Regions from separate parts of the Homo sapiens genome. Here region 2 is linked to region 1. A link is an interaction called in ENCODE POLR2A ChIA-PET data of the cell type or tissue named here. Cell type or tissue: MCF 10A. All regions are shown on one strand. Links, peaks and the distances in the headings refer to the core of each region. The heading gives the core; the rest is flanking DNA.

Region 1 (10,861 bases), core at 4,353-8,352:
GAGGTGGAGGTTGCAGAGAGCCAAGATTGTGCCACTGCACTCCAGCCTGGGTGACAGAGCAAGACTCTGTCTCAAAGCAAAAAAAAAAAAAAGAGAGAAGAAAAAAAAAAGTAGTTTGATCAGAGAGTTGATCTATGTTGTTCATATTATGAAAAGACTTTAAATCGTTTTGTGAGAATACAATGTTGATCAACTTATATGAATTCAGATTCAAGAAGAGACTGCAGAGGATCAGGGTTATTAAATAGCTTCCTGGCAGTCAAAGCTGTTCTGGATGCAATGGGCTGCCTTAGAAAGTAGCTTCTGTCCCTAGTATTCAAGCTAAGAGGACAATCACTTGCTTGGATTATCTGCAACATCTCTGCCATCAGATGGATTCTCAGACTGGATAATCTTTAAGTTTCTTCTAATAATCAATTTTATGAGTCTGTGCTGTGAAGAGTGGTGTCTCAAGACCAAGGGAACAATAGAGGAAGACGTATTCAGCTTTGGTCTTGTGCCAACATTTCCTAGTTTTAGGTTAGCAAATTCAGAAATCTGTTAAATGTTTATTGAGTAGCTTCTATGGTCCATACACTGTCTTAAGTGCTGGGGAATTAACAGTGACCAAGAATTTTAGATCGTGACTTCATGGAGCTCATAATGCTAACAATTGACATTGGACAAGTAACTACAAGTTTGATGAATCTTACCAAAGGAATAATTGAAGGAGCCTATAATAAGGCGATTTGGCAAAGTTGGAGTCAGGAGGGTTGGGGAAAAGCTATCAAGGAGAGATATTTAAGATGAGACCTTAGTTCTTCAAAGATTGGTAGAATCTGCTTAGTGAAGAAGATAATGAAGTGAGTAGTTCTTAAATTTCAATTTATGAGTATAAAACCTGAGGGATTAGAATTTTTTCTTAAAGGTGAACCAGATTTCAGTCTGAGTATAAAACGTTTTTATGTAATAAATCTGTTTAACAAATAAAATTAGATCCAGCAATCCCACTGTTGGGTATACATCCAAAGGAAATGAAATCAGTATGTTAATGAGGTATCTGCACTCCACGCTTATTGCAGCACTATTCACTAGAGCCAACATATGGAATCAACCTAAGTGTCTATCAATGGATGAATGTGTAAAGAAATTGTAGATATATACACAATGGAATACTATCCATCCTTAAACAAAGAAGGAGGCTGGGCAAGGGAGCTCATGCCTATGATCCTAGCGCTTTGGGAGGCCAAGGCAGGAAGATCCCTTGAGGCCAGGAATTTTAGACCAGCCTAAGCAACATAGAAAGACCCCATGTCTACAAAAAAAATTTTTAAACATGATCAGGGCATGGTGATGCATGCCTGTAATCCTTGCTATATGTGAGGCTGAGGTGGGAGGATTGTTGAGCCCGGGAGTTTGAGGGTGCAGTGAGCTATGATCATGCCACTGCACTCCAGCAGAGACCACCCAGAATAGAGATGCATCTACTCCCAGCCAGGGGTAAGAGAGAGGGAACCAGCAAAACTTAACCAGCAAAACTGCCCTTAACAGAAAATAGTGCATCCTAGCCATCCTCCAGGCCCACTGAGTGCAAAGCCACTCAGCTAGGTAAGAAGAGTTTTGACACCTCCCCATCCTCCTGGAGTGAGGAAAGCTGAGTAGCGGGTGGTAAGTTGAGAGGGAGCAAAGCAAAACAAAACAAAACAACAACAACAACAAAAAGAAGGAAATGCTACCATTTACAACAACATGGATGAACCTGGAGGACATTATGTTTAGTGAAATAAGCCAGACACAGAAAGACAAATACCACATAAGTTCACTTAATGTGGAATGTATAAAAAGGTTAAACTAGGCCAGGCACGGTGGCTCACACCTGTAATCCCAGCACTTTGGGAGGCCGAGGCGGGGGGATCACAAGGTCAGGAGATCAAGACCATCCTGGCTGACAGGGTGAAACCCCATCTCTACTAAAAAACACAAAAAAGCTTAGCCGGGCGTGGTGGCGGGTGCCTGTAGTCTCAGCTACTCGGGAGGCTGAGGCAGGAGAATGGCGTGAATCCGGGAGGCGGAGGTTGCAGTGAGCCGAGATCGTGCCACTGCACTCCAGCCTGGGAGACAGAGCGAGACTCTGTCTCAAAAAAAAAAAAAAAAGACAAAAAAAAAAAAAAGATTGAACTACAAGTAGAGAGTAGAGTGGTGGTTACCAGAAGCTGTGGGAGGGGTGGGGATTGGAGAAATATTGGTGGAAAGATTTCAAAAGTCAGTCAGATAGGAGGAATAAGTTCAAGAGATCTATCATACCATATGGTGACTACAGTTAATAGCAATGTATTGTATTCTCAAAAATTGCTAAAACAGGCCAGGCACAGTGGCTCACACCTATAATCCCAGCACTTTGGGAGGCCGAAGCGGGTGGATCACGAGGTCAAGAGATCAAGACAATCCTGGCCAACATGGTGAAATCCTGCTTCTACTAAAAATACAAAAATTAGCCAGGTGTGGTGGCGGGCGCCTGTAGTCCCAGCTACTCAGGAGGCTGAGGCAGGAGAATTGCTTGAACCTGGGAGGCGGAGGTTGCAGTCAGCCGAGATCGTGCCACTGCACCCCAGCCTGGCGACAGAGCGAGACTCCATCTAAAAAAAAAATTGCTAAGACAGTAGATTTTCAGTGTTCTTACCACAAAAAAAGATAGTTGTATAAGACAACACTTACGTTAATTAGCTCGATTTAGCCATTTCACAACATATTCATATTTTAAAACAACATGTTGTACACCATAAATAGGTATAAATTTTTGTGAATTAAAAAATAGAAATAAAAAATAAAAGCAAGGAAAGAAAAGAAAACAGGGTCATGAGTATAATGCTCAGAGCTTAAAGGGTGAGAATACCGTTAGATTATCTGAGAAGCAGAAGCTGGAGTTCAGAGATAAAGAGTTTTAATGTGGGGAAAGGCCTGGAAAAGATAAATGGAGAAGGAAGCAGGTGGAGCCAGAAGGGCCTCAGACCTTGATGCGTCTCACAGTCTCAGCTGACTTAGCAGGGAGCTCTGGCACCGACTGCCCGTTAGAGAAGGCCTGTGGTGGGCAGGCATGTCCAGGCACTGGGACTCTAGCTGTGCAAGACTGTCCTGGTGCCAGGACTCTTGCTGTGCACAGCCATGGGCTGGGGCTGCCGGGAACAGCGTAGATCCCGAAGGTGCTGCAGCTAGAGCCTGTCGGTTAACTGCACTTCTTGCAGCCAAAAATGTGTTTACTCTTGAAGGGGGAGCCGAGGCTGCTACAGTGAGTATGCTGATAGCCAGAAGGTAACTGTTCAGATTTATTAAACCTGTCTCCATAAGTAGGCATAAACAGTCCATGATGCCTATTGAGGAGAGGAAAATAATTTCCACCCCACTGAGCTCTCCGAGTCCAGTGTGGAGAAAGTCACTTCTGAGAGCATGATTGTCAAGTCTAATTTTCGTTTCTTCACTTTTTTTTTTTTTTATTAAGAGACAGGGTCTTGCTCTATCACCCAGGCTGGAGTGCAGTGGTGCAATCATGGCTCACTGCAGCCTCAACCTCCTGGGCTCAAGTGATCTTCCCATCTCAGCCTCCCAACTAGCTGGGACTACAGGTGAGCACCACCATGCCCAGCTAAGTTTTTTAATTTTTTTTTATAGAGATGGGATGTGGCTATGTTGCCCAAGCTGGTCTTAAACTCCTGGACTCAGGGGATCCTCCTGCCTCAGCTACCCAAAGTGCTGGGATTACAAGTGTGAGCCACAGTGCCTAGCCAAGTGTAATTTTCATTCTTGCTAATGGATTGTGATTCAAATAGAACTTCAATTTTTTTCTCTCACTGCCCTTTTAATCTTATTCAGTGGGGTAGTCTTCTCTGCCTCAGATGTGAACTCTGGCCTCGGTCTCAGTCCAGAAATGAGTACTGGTCTCGGTTTAGAAATGAGTACTTCCTGTGCCATGTAATATTCAAAATTCCAAACTTACCTTATTATCAAATAATCTCCCTTACCCTGGCTTAGGTCTTCCAGGCTAGAGGCTGGTAGTCGGGGAGGGAGCAGTCTCTGCTCTCTACTATGCTCAGCTTGCCTCTCTGAATCTGTTCTCCTCCTTCCCCTCAACTCTCCTCCCCCAACTCAGGTTTCCTCACTCCAGGAGGATGGAGAGGTTGGGGAGGTGTTAAAACTCTTCTTACCTAGCTGAGTGGCTTTGCACTCTGTGGGCCTCACAGATGGCTAAGATGAACTATTTTTTGTTAAGGGAAGTTTTGCTGGTTAAGTTTCTCTCTTACCACTGGTTCCCTCTCTCTTACCCCTGACCAGGAGGTGGATGCATCTCTATTCTGGGTGGTCCTTTGCAACTCCTTCATCAGCCCCTGGACATCTGGCCACACATCTCATCTCCTCCTCCCCAGAGGCCTGTCCAAATGCCCCTATCGTACAGCACCCAGGACAACCAAGCAGGCTGTGTCTCATGGGTGGCCCTTAGCTACCCATGACAAACATTCCTTGCCCTGGCAGATCCTAGGATCTACAACATGGCACCATACTCCTGGCTCCCTCATGGGAGCCCATTACCGGTTTTAACTCTCCCAGACCTGTCATAGGTGCCTGTCGCCTCTGACTCTCACTTGCGGGGCCACATTCCAAAGCTCCCTAAGCCCTCCCCTTGAAGTCTTCTTTACTTGGCTTGTGGTCAGAGGTGACATCACTATACCCTGGGGAAGAGGTGTGGACTCACAGTAAAGTTCTTTCCAAAGAAGTCTCTTTCTTGATCTCCCTTTCTCAGCCCTCCATCCATAGATGAGGGGGTTCCAAAGGCAGTGACACCAGTTCTCCTTGACTCCCATTGTACGTTCCTCAAGGGCAGATCTCCCTCACATTGCCTTTGATCTCCTGATACCCATCACACTGTCAGCTTAGCGTAGCGTAACTAAGGCAGGAAGAGACCCATTCTAACATCTTGCTTGTAGCAGACACTTAGGGTTCCCTGTAGCACAGCCTGTTTATCCACCTGACTTCTTTATATATATATATATATATTATACTTTAAGTTCTAGAGTACATGTGCACAACGTGCAGGTTTGTTACATATGTATACATGTGCCATGTTGGTGTGCTGCACCCATTAACTCGTCATTTAGCATTAGGTATATCTCCTAATGCTATCCCTCCCCCCTCCCCCCACCCCACAACAGTCCCCGGTGTGTGATGTTCCCCATCCTGTGTCCAAGTGTTCTCATTGTTCAATTCCCACCTATGAGTGAGAACAGGCGGTGTTTGGTTTTTTGTCCTTGCGATAGTTTGCTGAGAATGATGGTTTCCAGCTTCATCCATGTCCCTACAAAGGACATAAACTCATCATTTTTTATGGCTGCATCTACACTGCTGTGTGGGCAGTTTCATGATGGAGTGCCCCATGAAGTTTGCACCTGGGCAGTCTGTTTTTCTGCTTCCAGGCTTTCTCTGATGATCTTTTTTTTTTTTTTTTTCCTTTGAGACGGAGTTTCGATCTGTTGCCAAGGCTTCAGTGCAGTGGTACCATCTCGGCTAACTGCAACCTCCACCTCCCAGGTTCAAGCAATTCTTCCACCTCAGCCTCCCAAGTAGCTGGGATTACAGGCGCATGCTACTACGCCTGGCTAATTTTTGTAGAGACGGGTTTCACCATGTTGGCCAGGCTAGTCTTGAACTCCCGACCTCGTGATCCACCCGCCTTGGCCTCCCAAAGTGCTGGGATTACAGGCATGAGTCACTGCCCCCGGCCACTTCCAGGCTTTCCCTATGACAGTGGAAGGCCACTCAGCCAAGCAACTGGGAAGTATGCAGGTTGGGGGGGTGCAGCTGAGGGAGTGCCATGTTGGTGAGTAAACGTGGATAAATGTTCCAGCCTCCCTGCCCTATTCCATGAGCAATTCTGAGGCATGTTCTCCCTGGTTCCTCAGAGGGATTGGGCCCCAGTTGTCCACAACGGTAATCAACTATTAACACACCCTTTTCTTTGGCTTTCCTCCCTTCCTTGTCTCATTTTCCTCATTCTTTCTTCTTGGATTATCTCCCAGAAAGACGTCCTCCACCCAAGTTTTTATCTAAGGGTGTGCTTTGGAGAGAGACCAAACTATGACATTATTATATATAATAAAGTAGTTGCACCAGTAATGTTTAGACTTTCTCTCTCTTCTTCCTGGATCTTTAGGAGCAATTAAGCCAATGAGAAATCAGACCCACACCCCAATTCTGATGTAACAGCCTTGGGAAAGAGGTTGCAGTGAAAAGCTGGTCCTGCTGTGGTGGAGAGAATGGAGGAAAGATAATAAAAGGCCAAACCTTTGCTCCAACTTTCTCCTTAGCTTCCCTTTGGATCTGGAAAGCTGGGGACCCACACGGCAGAGCCATGGTACTGGAGGAGCCATTAACAAGTAAGTTCCAAATAAATCACCTCCCTCCCGAGGCAATGTGTGTTGAGATCTGCATGTGTCTTCTATCCTATTCTGAGGCCAGCCTGTGCACTTGATATATGGTTTCTTTTTCCTTTCTTTTCTTTTTCTTTTTTAAGTGTCAGTGTTAAAAAGGTGATTATTCAATTGAACCATGAAGGTGGATGGAGAGAACTGTAAGCGTCTGCAAATTGTTGAAGTGCACCCAAAGGAGTCATTGTGAAACAAAGGAGAAAAGAGTGTTCCTCGCAGAGGGAGCAGCCTGTGCAGGATCCTTGGGGTGGGGGAGAGAGCTGGGCACACTGAAGTACAGAAGAAGCCCACACAGGCAGGGCCGAGAGATGGAGGCAGAGAAGAGTGGAGATGAGGCTACAAAGACGGACTGCAGGCCGCTCACTGGGGGCGTATAGACCTGCTGAGTTTATAAGTTATGCACTCAAGAAGTTTACCTTTGGCCGGGCGTGGCGGCTCATGCCTATAATCCCAGCACTTTGGGAGGCGGAGGCGGGCGGATCACAAGGTCAAGAGTTCGAGACCAGCCCGGCCAACATGGTGAAACCCCCGTCTCTACTAAGAATACAAAAATTAGCCCAGCGTGGTGGCACATGCCTATAATGCCAGGTACCTGGGAGGCTGAGGCAGGAGAATTGCTTGAACCCAGGAGCTAGAGGTTTCAGTCAGCCAAGATAGCGCCACTGTACTCCAGCCTGGGGACAGAGCAAGACTCCATCTCAAAAAAAAAAAAGGTTTACCTTTGACGGCAAGGGGAACAGAGGATGGGAGGCAAAGGGAAAACATGGGGTAGAGGGATAATTTTATTGCCAATGATTTCGTTTTAAGAGTGGAGATGAGGCTACAAAGATGGACTGCAGGCGGCTCACTGGGGGTATATAGACCTACTGAGTTTATAAGTTATGCACTCAAGAAGTTTACCTTTGGCCCGGGGCGGCGGTTCACGCCTATAGTCCCAGCACTTTGGGAGGCCGAGGTGGGCGGCGGAGATTTGAACATATTTAAATGCTGACGAGCAGATCCAGTAGGAATAGGGGTTGAAGATTTGGGGAAAAGGTGATGATAATGGAACAAGGCCTCTCCCTGACCCCACCCCACCCCACACACACCCAGAAGACAGGAGGGAACTGAGATTCAGAACCAAGGGAAAGGAACTGACCTTGGATTACAAGATGGGCCTCGGCTATAATGAGAAGAAAATGGGCAGAGATGCAGATAGGTTTGTATGAGACAAGCAGTTAAGGGAAGGCCTGCACAGTGGCTTCGATTTTCTCTGAAGTGGAGTCAAAGTTATCTGCTAAAACTGAAGGTTTACGTGAAAGGCAGGCATTTCAAGAGAATGGAGCAGGTGAGGTAACTGTGTGTTAAGGTTTCTTAGGAAGGTCCTCATGTAAGCCTGTTATCCTGCCCTAATTATTAAGAGTGCCCCCTTTCACTCTCAGAAAGTGCTCTAGTTTGGAGGATAAGTTATGGTTACCCTAGAGCAGAAGCAAAATCTTACTAAAGGAATCATAGTGAAACAGCTAAACTTTAAGAGTTCAAGGCTGCCCTTACCTTTTTGAGTCAACAAATTGCCCTAAAGATTTAGAAGGAGATGGTGGGTGGGCAGTGTCGAAGAGCATGCCTCTGGAACCAAACTACTTGGGTTCCTTCGTCTGCAGAATGGAATACTCACAATACCCGCTTTATAGGGTGGTTGGGAAAATCAGATGAACTAATGGCAGAAAGCATTCGGCATGGAGTTGGCACATGGTGAGGGCTCAATGAATGTGAGTCATGGTTATTACTGAAGGTTGGTTAAGCATAAAGACAGTGGGCTTTGGCATTAGAAAGACCTGGGGCCCCTTGGTAATTGGCCAGGGTCTGTAATTATTGAAGAGAATACACAGGAAGTCTCTAACATAAGACACGAGAATAGGTTTATTCAAGAACGTTAGCTGGCAGCACCAATCAGCCCACAGTCTAAAGAGACAGCAAGCATTGCTGTTGGGAGGTACAACCCAGCTCGGTGTTTTCCATGCCAGTCACCTGTTCACCAGATCAGCCTGTTACATATGAAGAGATGGAACATGCTGGGCTGATCCCCTTAACCACACTGTAAGGGCAACCCATTCCTTGTCTCTCAGGCTTCACACATCTCAGATTGGTTCATGCACATACATACCCTTTCCTCAACTTACCTCTTAAGTACAATGTGTCTGCCCTTCTTTCCTAAAATGGACTCGGCTCATGTTCTTCTTGATTGCATGTCCTGTGACTCCCTGATGCTTATTGATCTCAAAATGTAGGTTTCATACCACCTGCATCATAATCAAGCTGAGAGCTAGTTAAAATGCTTATTTGGGCCAGGCGCAGTGGCTCACACCTGTAATCCCAGCACTTTGGGAGGCCGAGGCGGGCAGATCACGAGGTCAGGAGTTCAAAACCAGCCTGGCCAACATAGTCAAATCCCATCTCTACTAAATATACAAAAAATTAGCTGGGCAAGGTGGCGAGTGCCTGTAATCCCAGCTACTCATGAGGCTGAGGCAGAAGAATCGCTTGAACCTGGGAGGCAGAGGTTGCAGTGAGCAGAGATCACGCCACTACACTCCAGCCTAGGTGACAATGCAAGATTCTGTCTCAAAAAACAAACAAACAAACAAAAAAGACAGAAACACTGATTTGGACCCACTGAGTCATGATGGGAGAAAGCAGAGTGTGGCTTGTGAATCCACCTACTTATCAAGGTCCCCCAGTGATTCTACTCTAAGCTAAAGTTTGGGAATCACTACACTTCACCTGCTCTTCTGTTCTGTTGGAGCAGAGAGGAAGTTCCCCAGCCAGTGATATCTTTTGTTTCCAATCACAAAGGGTTTCTTTCCCCCTAAGTAAAGCCATGAAACAACACTCTGCTTCATTCTTGGTCTGGCCTTTGGAGAATATGAGAGGGGCTCCGGGAGCTTTTAATCTGTTCTCCTGGGCTTTCTGAGGAGCTGTCTCAAGGACTGCCGCAGGGAAGCAGGTGCAAAGCCAGGGAGCTTCAACCACAGAGAGCCTGCTTTTATCTTTTCACACAGGGAGTTCTGATGCAGAACTTGTTTGAAAATGGTGTGCTCTCGCTAAAAGAAAAAAGTTTAGAATCTACGGATCTTGTCCAACCCTTTATTTCACAAATTAAAAACTAAAAAGCAAACAAACAGCAAACAAAAACCAGAGGTTCGGAGTGGTGGAGAGACTCCCTCAAGGTCACAGTTTAACGGCAAACCTGGGGCCAAAACTCGGGTCTCCCGGTGTCTTGTTGGCAGGATTTTACTTGATTAAACAAATTTGAGAAGTAACAAAACTATACCTGGCATATAGAAAGCCCTCAGTGTTATTATTATTGTCATCATCAATAATGTGTATTTGTATTCCTTTGCTGTTATTAATTTGTATTTGAGACTGGAGGCACACAAAGAAAGCACAAAGGAAACAGAGGGGAGTGGCTTGAGGGAAGCCCTGGGCCACCCAGACGGGTCTGCACACGATGCCATTTTTCTTAGTTAATTCAGCACTTTTCACAATACAGGCTCAAACTCTAACTCATCAATGTCCCAGAGTTGATCAGAATCTGGAATGCTGCCTCATTTTATCAGAGATGTCATCAAACTGACATATAAAATTAGCCATTCATCCTACAATTATTTATCAAGCTTCAATTAAATGCCAGGCACTGTTCTAGGTGTGGGACACAGCAGTGAACAGGAAAACGCGAAGCTTACATTATTGTCAGAGTCAAGGTTGGGGGAAAGCAATACACAACAAACAGATCTGTACCGTCTGATCAGAACACTTTATAAAGTACCGTGAGGAAAAACAAGGCAGGATAAAGGAACACCAAGGGATGGGGGCAAGAAGCCTTTGGTTAGAGTGTTCTGATCAAATAGGCCAGTTGCAGCTCCATCGCCCTGACATTCCCTCCCTGTACACAGTCAGTTTGGGGAGTTGTCAACAGAAGGCTGCCTAGGGAACATGGTGCTAGAGGAAAAGAGATGAGCTAAGATTCAACACTCTGATGACAATCTATGGTATCCATCTCCAGCGAGGCTCCTTCTGTAAGGTTGCCTGGATACTGCATCTGGCTGACAGAGTCCCCAGACAGAACTTGAATAGGCACTGCCAGGGTGTGTACTTCTATGACTCTCCTTTTGCAATGGGCCCACACCACCCACCTCATTTTTCTAATAAGGTATGTACCTTCATTTGATTATTTGTGTCATTAGGGATAATTTGCATACCTCATCTTTGATCCACTATGTATTGTCTTAATACTTTGGAACTCAGAAGGCAATCTCATTTTCTCCTTTTCCAGGGCTATTCACCTTCCTTAGTCCCATATTAAAATGTTTCTTTTTAAAAAGATATAAATTATGCTTAATTAACAAATCATAATTATATTACATTTATAT
Region 2 (10,861 bases), core at 3,923-7,922, 58 kb after region 1:
TAGCATAGATATGGAAGCAAACTGTGTCCATCAAGGGGAAAATGGATAAAGAAAATGTATATATACACAATGGAATACTATTTGGCCATAAAAAACGGGATGAAATCCTATTATTTGCAGCAACATGGATGGAACTAGAGGTCATTATGTCGAGTGAAATAAACCAAGCACAGAAAGACAAATCACTCATATGTGAGAGCTAAAAAATTTGATCGCAGGGAGTTAGAGAGTAGAATGATAGATACCAGAGGGCGGGAAGGGTGTGTATGTGGATGGGGGGGATGAAAAGAGGTTGATTAATGAGTAAAAACAAACACTTAGACGAAAGGAAAAAGCTGTAAAGTTTGATAGCAGAGTGAGGTGACTATAGTTAACAACAATACCTTGTATATTTCAAAATAGCTGGGAGAGAAGACTTGAAATGTTCCCAATACAAAGAAATGATAAATGTTTGAGGTGGTGAATATCCTAAATGCCCTGACTTGATCACTACACATTCCATGCATGTATCAAAATAGCACTTGTACCCTATAAATACATACAAATATGTATCAAAAAATAATGTCTACAATAACAACATTTTAAAAATAGCAACAGAGAAATCACAAAAAGAAAAACTGGCCTAAATTACATATATTTTTTAACCATTTCAGATCAAAAAATAAAAGGCCAATGGCAGACTAGAAAAAATATTTAAAACACATAGACTCAATATCCATTTATAGAGATACTGGTCCTACAAATCAATAACAAGCATCTTCAGAGAATATTGAGTACAGGATATAGAAAAGCAAGTCATTAAATTAGAAATGCCAATAGCTAACAAGTGTAAGACAAAAACATTCAACCTCACAAGTAATCAAATAAATACAAATTAAACCACTGATGAGATACCATTTTCCCTATTGATTTGACAAACATTTTTGAAATTGTTTTTGAGACCCAGTGTTAACAAAGGCATTTATTTTTGGTAGAAGTGGACATTAATTCAGCCTGTAGAAAAATTTGGCAATATGCGTCAGAACTCTTTGACTCAGCAAGTCTACTTCTCAAAGTTTAGACTAAGGAAATAGGAATATACTGTATACAAGGATTTAATTGCAAGGATATCATTATTTTTTTGAAGCATTGTCTCACTCTGTCACCCAGGCTGGAGTGCAGTGGTACAATCATAGCTCACTGCAGCCTTATCTCCCAGGCTCAGTCTCCCAAGTAGCTGCGACTACAGGTACACACCAGCATGCCTGGCTAATTTTTGTTTTTTAATAGAGACAAGGTATCCGTATGTTTCCCAGGCTGGTCTCAAACTTCTGACCTCAAGCAATCCTCTTGTCTCAGCCTCCCAAAGCGCTGGGATTACAAGCGTGAGCCACCACAGCCAGCCAGGATGGCATTATTGACACACTAGCAGAACACAAAAACAAAAACAAAAACCAGAAACAATGCGAACACTGATAAATAGCTAAATTCGTACATTCATACTGTGAAATTCTTGGCGGTCATTTAAAGTCTGTAGAAAGTCTTGAAGAATATTTATTATTATTAAAAGATAGGGGCCCAGCTGGGCACGTTGGCTCACGCCTATAATCCCAGCACTTTGGGATGCCAAGGCAGGTGGATCACTTGAGGCCAGGAGTTTGAGACCAGCCTGGCCAACATGGTGAAACCCCATCTCCACTAAAAATACAAAAATTAGCTGGGCATGGTGGTGTATGCCTGTGATCTCAGCTACTCAGGGGGCTGAGGCAGGAGAATCACTTGAACCCGGGAGGTGGAGGTTCCAGTGAGCAGAAATCGGGCCACTGCACTCCAGCCTAAGTGACAGAGTGAGACTCTGTCGAAAGAAAGAAAGAGAGAGAGAGAGAGGGAGGGAGAGAGGGAGGGAGGAAGGAAGGAAAGATAGGGACTGGGTGCAGTGGCTCACTCATGTAATCCCAGCACTTTGGGAGGCTGAGACAGGCAGATTACTTGAGCCCAGGAGTGTGAGACCCCCCTTGGCAACATGGTGAAATGCCATCTCTCAAAAAAAACAAAAAACAAAAAAACAAAAACAAAAACAAAACTTAGCTGGGTATGGTGGCGCACACCTGTAATCCCAGCTGCCTGACACGCTGAGGTGGGAGGAACACCTGAGCCCAGGAGGTTGAGGCTGCAGTGAGCTATGATTGTGCCACTACACTCCAGCCTGGGTGACAGAATAAGATCCTGTCTCCAAAAAAAAAAAAAAGAAAAAAAGAAAAAGAAAAGAAAGAAAGAAAGATAGTCACAATACATTGCTAAGTTTTTTTTAAGTTTATTTTAAATTAAAATGAATAGTATGACTCCAAACTCTACAGTATATATACAATGATCTGGAAGAATACAACCTTAGATATTAACAGTGGTTATCCCTGGATGGTGGAGTTATGATTATTGTGTTCCAAATTTCCTATTTAAAAATTTTGCTTCTGTTTTACTATAAGGAACATATTGTTTTGATAACAAGTAAGATTTTTATTTTTACTTAAAAAATAAAGCTGGGGTCCTCAGGTGGACTAACTGACTGTTACAGTTACTTAGCTATATTAGAAAGAGCTGGACATAGTTCTTATGGCTGTTTACTCTGTGTGTGTGTGTGTGTAAATATATATACCATATATAATCAGTAAGCCTACCTTTCTACTTATGTTTTGCTTGGACTGCTTTAAACCAAACGCATATGCCAAAAGCCAATAAAGAGATCCACCCCAGACATATGCAAAATACTACAAGAGAGCTTAGGCAGGCTTTAATTTAACAATTAAAGGATTGTTAAAATTAAAATTTTATTGCAAATAATCTACAAAGCTGCATGTAGTTTATTAGAGTTGCCTATAAGTATCTGGTTTATCTATGACCACTTAATATAGTTAATGGACCTTATGCAAATATATACAGGCTCAAAAAGAGACTTAATGGCAGACTTGGCCTTCCTTCCATGCCCAGTTAACAGGGGATGGCTCCCAGCCCCTCAAACACACAGAAAGATAAAACTAGAGAGATTTTGCCAACAATTTAAGCAAGGAAAAATCTAGAGCTGCAAAGTGTGTAACATTTACTAGACTACTATGAGAATAGATTCATAAACAACACAAGTGTCCAAAATAAACTATCATATAGAGAAATTACAAACATCTATAAAGAACTATAAATTAAGAGCCCAAACTTTGGCCGGGTGCAGTGGCTTACACCTGTAATCCTAACACTCTGGGAGGCTGAAGCAGGAGGATAGCTTGAGCCTAGGAGTTTGAAACCAGCCTGGGCAACAAAGTGAGACCTCATCTCTACAAAAAATCAAAAAACAAAAATTAGACAGGCATGGCAGCATGCACCTGTGGTCTTAACCACTTGGGAGGCTGAGGCAGGAGGATCGCTTGAGCCCAGGAGGTCAAGGCTGAAGTTAGCCATAATGGTATCACTGCACTCCACTCCAGCCTGGGCAACAGAGTGAGACTCTGTCTCAAAAAAAATAAAAAAAAAAATCCCACACTTTAAAAATAATACAGCATTTCTCTGACTTAACTGACTTCTCCCCAGTTTCCTTTGCCCATTGCTGCCCAGCTAGATTATCTAATATTACAGTGCCCAGAGCTCGGTCTTAGGCCCCCCAAGCAATCCCACCCAGGCCCTTGTCTTTAAGCAACATTTATAATCTGGTGATTCCCAAATATATATCTGACTGTCCCTCTGACTTCCTCACTAAGACTGCTGACATCTCACACTTGACACGATCGATTCCAAACCGTCTTCCTCCCTAAAACTACTCCTTCCATCAGTCTTCATAATTCAGTGAAGAACATTACCATCCATCTAGTTGCCCAAGCCAAAAGCCTAGCACCCACTTTGGATTTCCCTTTTCTTTTCCCTGACACCAAATCCGTCAACAAGTTCTGCCAGTTCTCTCCCCAAGATACAAAAATGCATGCTGAATCAACCCACTTCTTACCATCTCTAGTACTGTCACTCTTATTCAAGCCTTCACAGAATCCATTCTCCATTGAGCAGCTGGAGTGTTTTTCAAAAAATGTAATTCATATCTGCTTAAATCTCTTCAGTGGCTTTCGGCTGCACATAGGAAAATAAACAAGCAAACAAAAAAAAAAACCTCTGAACTTCTCACCATGATGCAATCAAGCCTCTGAATGCCCTTCTTCTACTCTTTACTCCTTGCAGATAATTCTCTAGCCACAAGAGCCTTTTCTATTTCTGGGATGCCAAGTTCATCCTACCTGAAGGCCACTGCACTTTTTGTTCCCTTTGCCTGAAAGTCCCCCACTCTATTCCTACCCAAACCCTATTAATTAGTTTTTAAAATATTAAGAAATTGTGAATGTGCCTTGAGAGCATGCTGCGTGTAAGTGGCAATCAGAAGACTTGGGTATTAGTCTCGCACACTTTTCAAGATAGGACACCTGCTCTAAACCAATATGATAATGACTTTGGTCAACAACCAAGGTGATTCCTTGGCTCATGATTTCCCCTTCTCTGGTACAAGTCCCAACAGCTAACTCCTCTCTTGTTAATTTAAAACCCAAATATAGAGATCTGGAAACGAGGTCACTGGAGTTGGTCACCTGCTGTGGAAGTCCCCAAACTGTCCAATTTCTTGCCTCCCCAGACTTCCTTGTTCAGTTCTTTCCTAGGGATTTATGGATTGTCCAGTATCCTTTAAGTCCTTTAGCTAAAGTTGGTTTCTGTAACTTAAAATTGAAAAGAACGTTAGAAGAATCCCTTCTTAATTGTCTGGTTAGCTTCCTAGAACTCAGCTTTACAGAACCATTCTCTTAGTATTGGCTACCCCAGGGCATCTGTGGAATCTAAACTCAGCATGGATATTGACATATGTAGAACAACTTAATATTCATCTTCCCCACCTCATATTCATGCGTGCACATGCATGCGTGTGCACACACACATATTCTCTCTCTCTCTCTCTCCCCCTTTCTCTCCCCACACTGCATTCTTTCCAAGTCCTCTCATCACCCTTTGTACTTTTCTCCAGCATCCACCAGGCTGGATTTGTTCTGCCTTGATGTTTTCTCACAGTTCATCCTTCCACTGCATGCTGGGCTCCCAATATTTGTTATAAAATTAGGAACCTTATTTATGTATGTAAAGAGGCCTTCTGCATGCACAATCAATAAATGTGAGCTCAAAATGAACCCTTTCTCTCCTACGAGGCACTCACTTCCCTTGCCTTTCCTGGGTTATCTTCTATTTCATTGTCCCTGGTAGCTATGTTCTAATCACCAAGGCAGGGGTTTTACTTTTTGGAGGTCAGAGAACCCTTTGAATGCTACAGACACATTTTACAGAAAAAATGCACACAAATACACACACATTTTGCACACAACCAAGGTTTATGGGCTTCTGATTAAAACCACTTTACCAAGGAAAAGACTTCTGTGACCATCCGCCACCCCCATACACACACACCACTAATTCCTACCCTTCACTAGCAGTGACTCATCCATGCCTTTGCTGCCAGACACCAGTAAAATAAACCTGGTTCCTCTCTCCTAATATTTGTTATGTTGAGAGATAGAAAAACAAAAACACAAAGCATCCCCAACAATTATAGGCAGTTACACTTAAGACCCATTAAAAGTGTCCCCCATTAGAACACTTCCCCAAGGCAAACACTTTATAATTTCCTAGATTACTAGTTTAATGCACAAGTTACGTTTTAAATGCTTTTCTTTACAGGGAGGCATTCTTGGACCCTGGCTGAGATTAGGAAACAGCCAAGGCTTAGCAGCACACTTACCAAGAATTTCTTAGGTGGGTTATTTTCTGGGAAGATTATCACAGTGAATAATCTCATCTATTTTACTGTCAATTTCAGAGGGTGACATTTTTGGCCCTGTTCTCAGTTCTAGAGATATTGTCAAGTTGAAACTTGCAGCTTCTTATATGCTAACTCTATCTTCTAATTAGAAAAGAGGTTAGAAAATGCTGGAGCTTTCTGGGTTGCCTTCCCCAAGCTAAATTAGAGTCTACTGAAGAAAAGGAAAGGTGGAGAAGAGACAGAAGGACCGGGTGGATGCAGTAGAGTAAGAACCATACGATCAAAGGCAGGTCAGGGACTAGACAGAATAGTCTTTCTATCCTACCAATGCCAGTGGCTCATGAATGGCCCCAAGCCCCTAGGACTTCTCTTAAGCCCAATCTGACTCCCCATGGGGTCATGGATGCATTTATTTTGTCTGATGAATTGCTTTTCATTAGAGTCAACATGGAATAGAGCAGGATTTCTCAATGTAATAGAATGAAAGTCTGTGTCCTCCAAAATTTCAAATGTTGAAAACTAGGATCCCTTTCTTGCCTCCACTTCCTTGTTAGCAGGGACCCTAAGCTCTACTCCCATTGCCCTCAGCCACCCACCCTCAACCTTGATCGGGACCTCCAGGCCGCACCTGACCGTCAGCAGGGCAGTGCAGCTCAGGTGGGTCCAGGGCGGAGCCCTGTTCAGCCTGAGATTCGGGTCTCGAAGACACATGGGCCCCTCAACTTTGCCAAATGCTCCAGATGGCAGGTCCTTGGCCCACAGGCCTACAGGCCCATCTCAGGCTGGCAAGCATCGCCCCTGCTCCTTCTTCCTTAGGCCTTACCACTAAGCTTCTTTTTCCACACAGCCATCCAGACTGAGGAAATGTAGTCACCACAGGACCCAGAAATTTTGGAGCCAGGTGAGCCACAGCCTCTGCCGCATCAGCAAGCACTGAAAGCACCCAGGTGGCCGTGGCAATGCTGGCGGCATGCATCACCACAGGATCGACTTCAGCAAATGTCACCCAGGTTACTTTAGGAAAGTTGGTATGAGGCATTACCACCTAAAGAGGAACCTGAGCTTCTACCCAGCTGTCAACCTTGACAAATTGTGGGCTTTGGTCAGGAAGCAGACACAGGTGAATGCTGCTAAAAACAAGCCTGGAACAGCTCCCATCACTGATGTGGTGCCATCGGGCTACTATAGAGTTCTGGGAAGGGAAAAGTTCCCAAACCAGCCTGTCATCGTGAAGGCCAAATTCTTCAGCAGAAGAGCTCAGGAGAAGATTCAGTGGGGGGAGCTTTCTCCTGGTGGCTTGAAGTCACATAACAGGAGGTTCATTAAATGTTAACAACTGCTTTAAAGAGAAAAGGAAAGGGAAAGGGAAGGAAAGGAAATAAAACTAACCCCCAAGGTAGTGGTATTAGAAGGTGGAGACTTTGGGAAGTGACTAGGTCATGAGGGTAGAGTCTTCCTGAAGGGGATTAGCGCCCTTACAAAAGAGACTGGTGAGTTTTCTTACCCGTTCCATCATGTGAAGACAAAAACAGAAGATGGCTATCTATGAACCAGGAAGTATCCCTCACCAGACATCAAATCTGCTGGCACCTTGATCTCGGACTTCCTGGCCTCCAGAACTGTGAGAAATGAATTTCTGTTATTTATAAACTATCCAGTCTATGCTATTTTATTACAGCAGCTCAAACAGATGAAGACACTGAACCTTGGCACTACTGGCATTCAGGGCCAGATAATTCTTTGTTGTGGGGCTTTTCTGTGCATTGGAAGATGCCTAGCAGCACACCTGACCTGTACCCACTAGACGCCAGTAACATCCCCATTATAATAACCAAGAATATCTCCAGACATTGCCAAATGTCCCCAGAAAGGGGGGACAAAATTGTCCCTGTCTGAGAATCACACAAGAGAGGAAAGTTTTGGAGTCAGACAGACCTAGGTTCCAACTTTAGTTCCATTCCTCACAAACCCATAACCTTTGTGGGTGGGGAGAGAGGTAAGTATTTATGTCCTCTGCGACTGTTTCTTATTAGCAAATAATACTTAAATCAAAAAAATTGTTTTGAGGTTTAAATGAGATGATGTGTGAAAAGCATATAGGCTTACAATAGGTGCTCAATAAACAGTTGTTCCCTCCCCATACCTACTTCACTTATTTAACAAACATTTATTGAGCACTTATGCTGTATACTAAGGATATAAACACAAAACAGTAAATCTGAGAGAAAGAGACAAATGCACAAATAACCATAACATATCAAGTCCATTAACAGAGTTTACCAAATGTTACAACTCTGGCCCTATCTTTCTTTTTTTCCCCCTTAATGGCTAACCTTCTCTCTCCAAAAGCTCATCTGGCATTCCTCTTGAAAGAGGAAGTGTCCTATGAGTTGGGTCCTGAAAAACGAGTGACAGGTCATCTGAAGGCCAGGAGAGAAATATGCACACTAGGCAGAAAAAACAGCATAGGCAGGCTGGGCGCAGTGGCTCATGCCTGTAATCCCAGCATTTTGGGATGCCAAGGCAGGCAGATCACTTGAGGTCAGGAGTTCAAGACCAGCCTGGCCAACATCGCGAAACCCCCATCTCTACTAAAAATACAAAAAAATTAGCTGGGCATGGTGCCGCGTGCCTGTAATCTCAGCTACTTAGGAGGCTGAGGCATGAGAATCAACTTGAGCCTGGGAGGCAGAGGTTGTAGTGAGCCGAGTGTATGCCACTGCACTCCATCCTGGGCGACAGAGTGAGACTCTGTCTCAAAACACACACACACACACACACACACACAAACCCAGCATGGGCAAAGGCTTAATAGTGTGGTAACTTCAGGAAACTGCATTATCCAGTAGGCTAGAGTGAGGCTGAGTAGGGGAAATTGGTGCAAGATGGAGGATGCTAAGGAATTTGGACGTCTTTCTGCAGGTCACATAGTCCCCCAGGATGCTTTTTTTCAGAATGGTGGCAGGATCAGATCTGCTTTGGAAAGCACACTCTCGCAGCACTGGGGAGGATAAATGAGAGGTGGAATGAAGGGCGAGAGAGATGAAAAGCAACAAGACCAGTCAGGAGCTATCGATTCCAGATGGGAGATAATGAGGGCCTGAAATGTAGTACTGGAAATGACAATGGCAAGATGCCAGCAGGCTCCAGGGTCATTAAAAGGTAGAACTGACAGAATTTAGTGACTGATTAGATGTGGGGCGGGTAACAAGTGAAGGAGAAGAAGGAATAGGAGGTGATTATAAGATTCTAGCTTAGAAAATTAGGTGGATACTGATGGCATTTAGAAATGACAGGCACTGAGAAACTGTTTTCTCTTCTTTTTCACAGCCCCTGCCATTCACACTGTGCAAAGGAGCCTGTCAATCACTGACTGATTTTAAGCAGGAAAGTTTCAAAGAAAGCCCCCAGTACTTACCAATGTTAAAGAAAAACAGGTAAGATAACAAACATCTCAGTACCTAGTATATATCAGGTTCTGCACTAGTTTTGTCCAATTAATGTATTAGTGAACTACTTTAGGTGTATTTTACTCTAGCTACTGATTTATAACTGAGTTATAATCCTCTTTCCACCAGTCTCCTATGGCACTGGTGAGTTCCTTAAAGGCAGGACTCTAGTCTTAACCATCCTTATACCCCCAGGCTAGCTGAGTGCTTGGCACAAAGTAGGCTCCTAAGTATTTACTAGATGAATGAATCATTGGTTGGACAACGTTGTTCCTGAACTCCCTGCTTTCTAGAATCCAGTGGTTCATCTTCTGTTCACCATAGCTAAATGATAAGGGTAGTACAGAGAAATGAGTAGTACATTTAGCTCCAGAAGATCTAGGGTCTATTCCTGCCTCACATACTAACTCTGACCTTGGGCAAAGTGCATATACTCTGAGCTTTAGGGGTCTCATCTGTGAAAATGGAATTTTAAAAAATTCCCACATCACAAAATTTGTGAAAGTATTTTGTATCATTACTAAAATATAAGTTGTTTACATATATGTTTCATCTTCCTTACATATTAACATGTGCTCAGAAGCCAGAGGAAAAAAATAGGTTGGGCTCAAAGTTATTGCATTATAAGCCAGTAAAAATGCTAATGTTAACTGTATTTTTCAACTAGCATTCATGTCGTTCTGCTGGATAATGTGAATTAGATTCTGGTTGCTCCTTGCTCACTCCAACTAGTAATACTTGCCTTACTGTTCTTTAAACCTGCCAAGCTCATTCCTAACTCAGGATCTCCGCACTGCTTTCACTCAGCAGGGAGGGATGCTGAGTGAAATGCTCTTCCCTTACCTCCCTGCACCATGGTTGCATGAAGGTCATGCATTCACTTCCCAGGTCTTTGTTCAAGTGCCCTCTCATCACAGTATCTTCCTAACCAGTTCATCTAAAGAAGCACCTACTCCACTCTCCGCACTGCCATCACTCTCTACTTCCTTAGCTTGTCTTATTTTTCTTTATGATATATCATCATCACAATCCTGTACTTGCTTATTCTTTGCCTCCCCATGAAAATGTAAGATCCATAAAGATAGGGTCTTTGCCTCCCTCTCTCACTCACTGCATCTACGATGCCTAGAACAATGACTGGCACACAGAAGATACTCATGGCATTTTGCTAAGTAGTTTGCTAAGTGAATGACATTTGCTAAATAAGTGAGGTTTTCCACTGTAATCACCTGTCATTGTATAGCACTAAAAAGGACTTGCAAAAAAAAAAGATTAGAATCAGAAGATCTGGGGTCCCACCCCAATCCTGCCATTAACCAGCTATTTGGCCTTGGAAAGTCACTTGTTTCTGAGTTCAGTTTTCTTATCTGTAACATACAAATAAAAATATCCTCTACCTTGCCCTACTGCCCCTCCATTTCACAAATCACATCATTGTGGAACTTAATGGGGTGTTATATAACACTTTATCAGTGGGGTATGTTTCTGTTTCTGTTTTTACTGTTAACTCTCCAAGAGCATAAACTGTCTATTCATCTATTACAGAACTTGACACAGGGCCTGGATCTATAAATAACTGCCAAAAAAAATGAAGAGCAAAGGTTAT

Evidence for each region. Peaks named below come from ENCODE experiments on the same cell type or tissue, not always from the same donor. Only the 100,000 strongest peaks of a DNase experiment are listed, where the experiment ranks them.
Region 2: POLR2A ChIA-PET joins it to region 1 with 6 read pairs; 2 of 35 experiments call an interaction of 5 or more read pairs at or near these places.

What each region holds. Positions count from the first base shown.
Region 1 is chr1:159,955,005-159,965,865 of GRCh38, forward strand. It overlaps LINC01133 (long intergenic non-protein coding RNA 1133), which reads left to right and starts at 6,220. Exons shown (of 3, transcript NR_038849.1): 1 at 6,220-6,401. It also overlaps a transcript of SLAMF9 not described here. In MCF 10A, for the core only: no CTCF peak of the experiment used is centred there; a DNase peak (open chromatin) is centred at 5,857.
Region 2 is chr1:160,013,647-160,024,507 of GRCh38, forward strand. LOC124904436 (a long non-coding RNA gene) reads right to left here and starts at 8,336. Exons shown (of 4, transcript XR_007066682.1): 1 at 7,311-8,336; 2 at 4,593-4,718; 3 at 3,965-4,083. It also overlaps the pseudogene RPL27AP2. In MCF 10A, for the core only: no CTCF peak of the experiment used is centred there; a DNase peak (open chromatin) is centred at 5,475.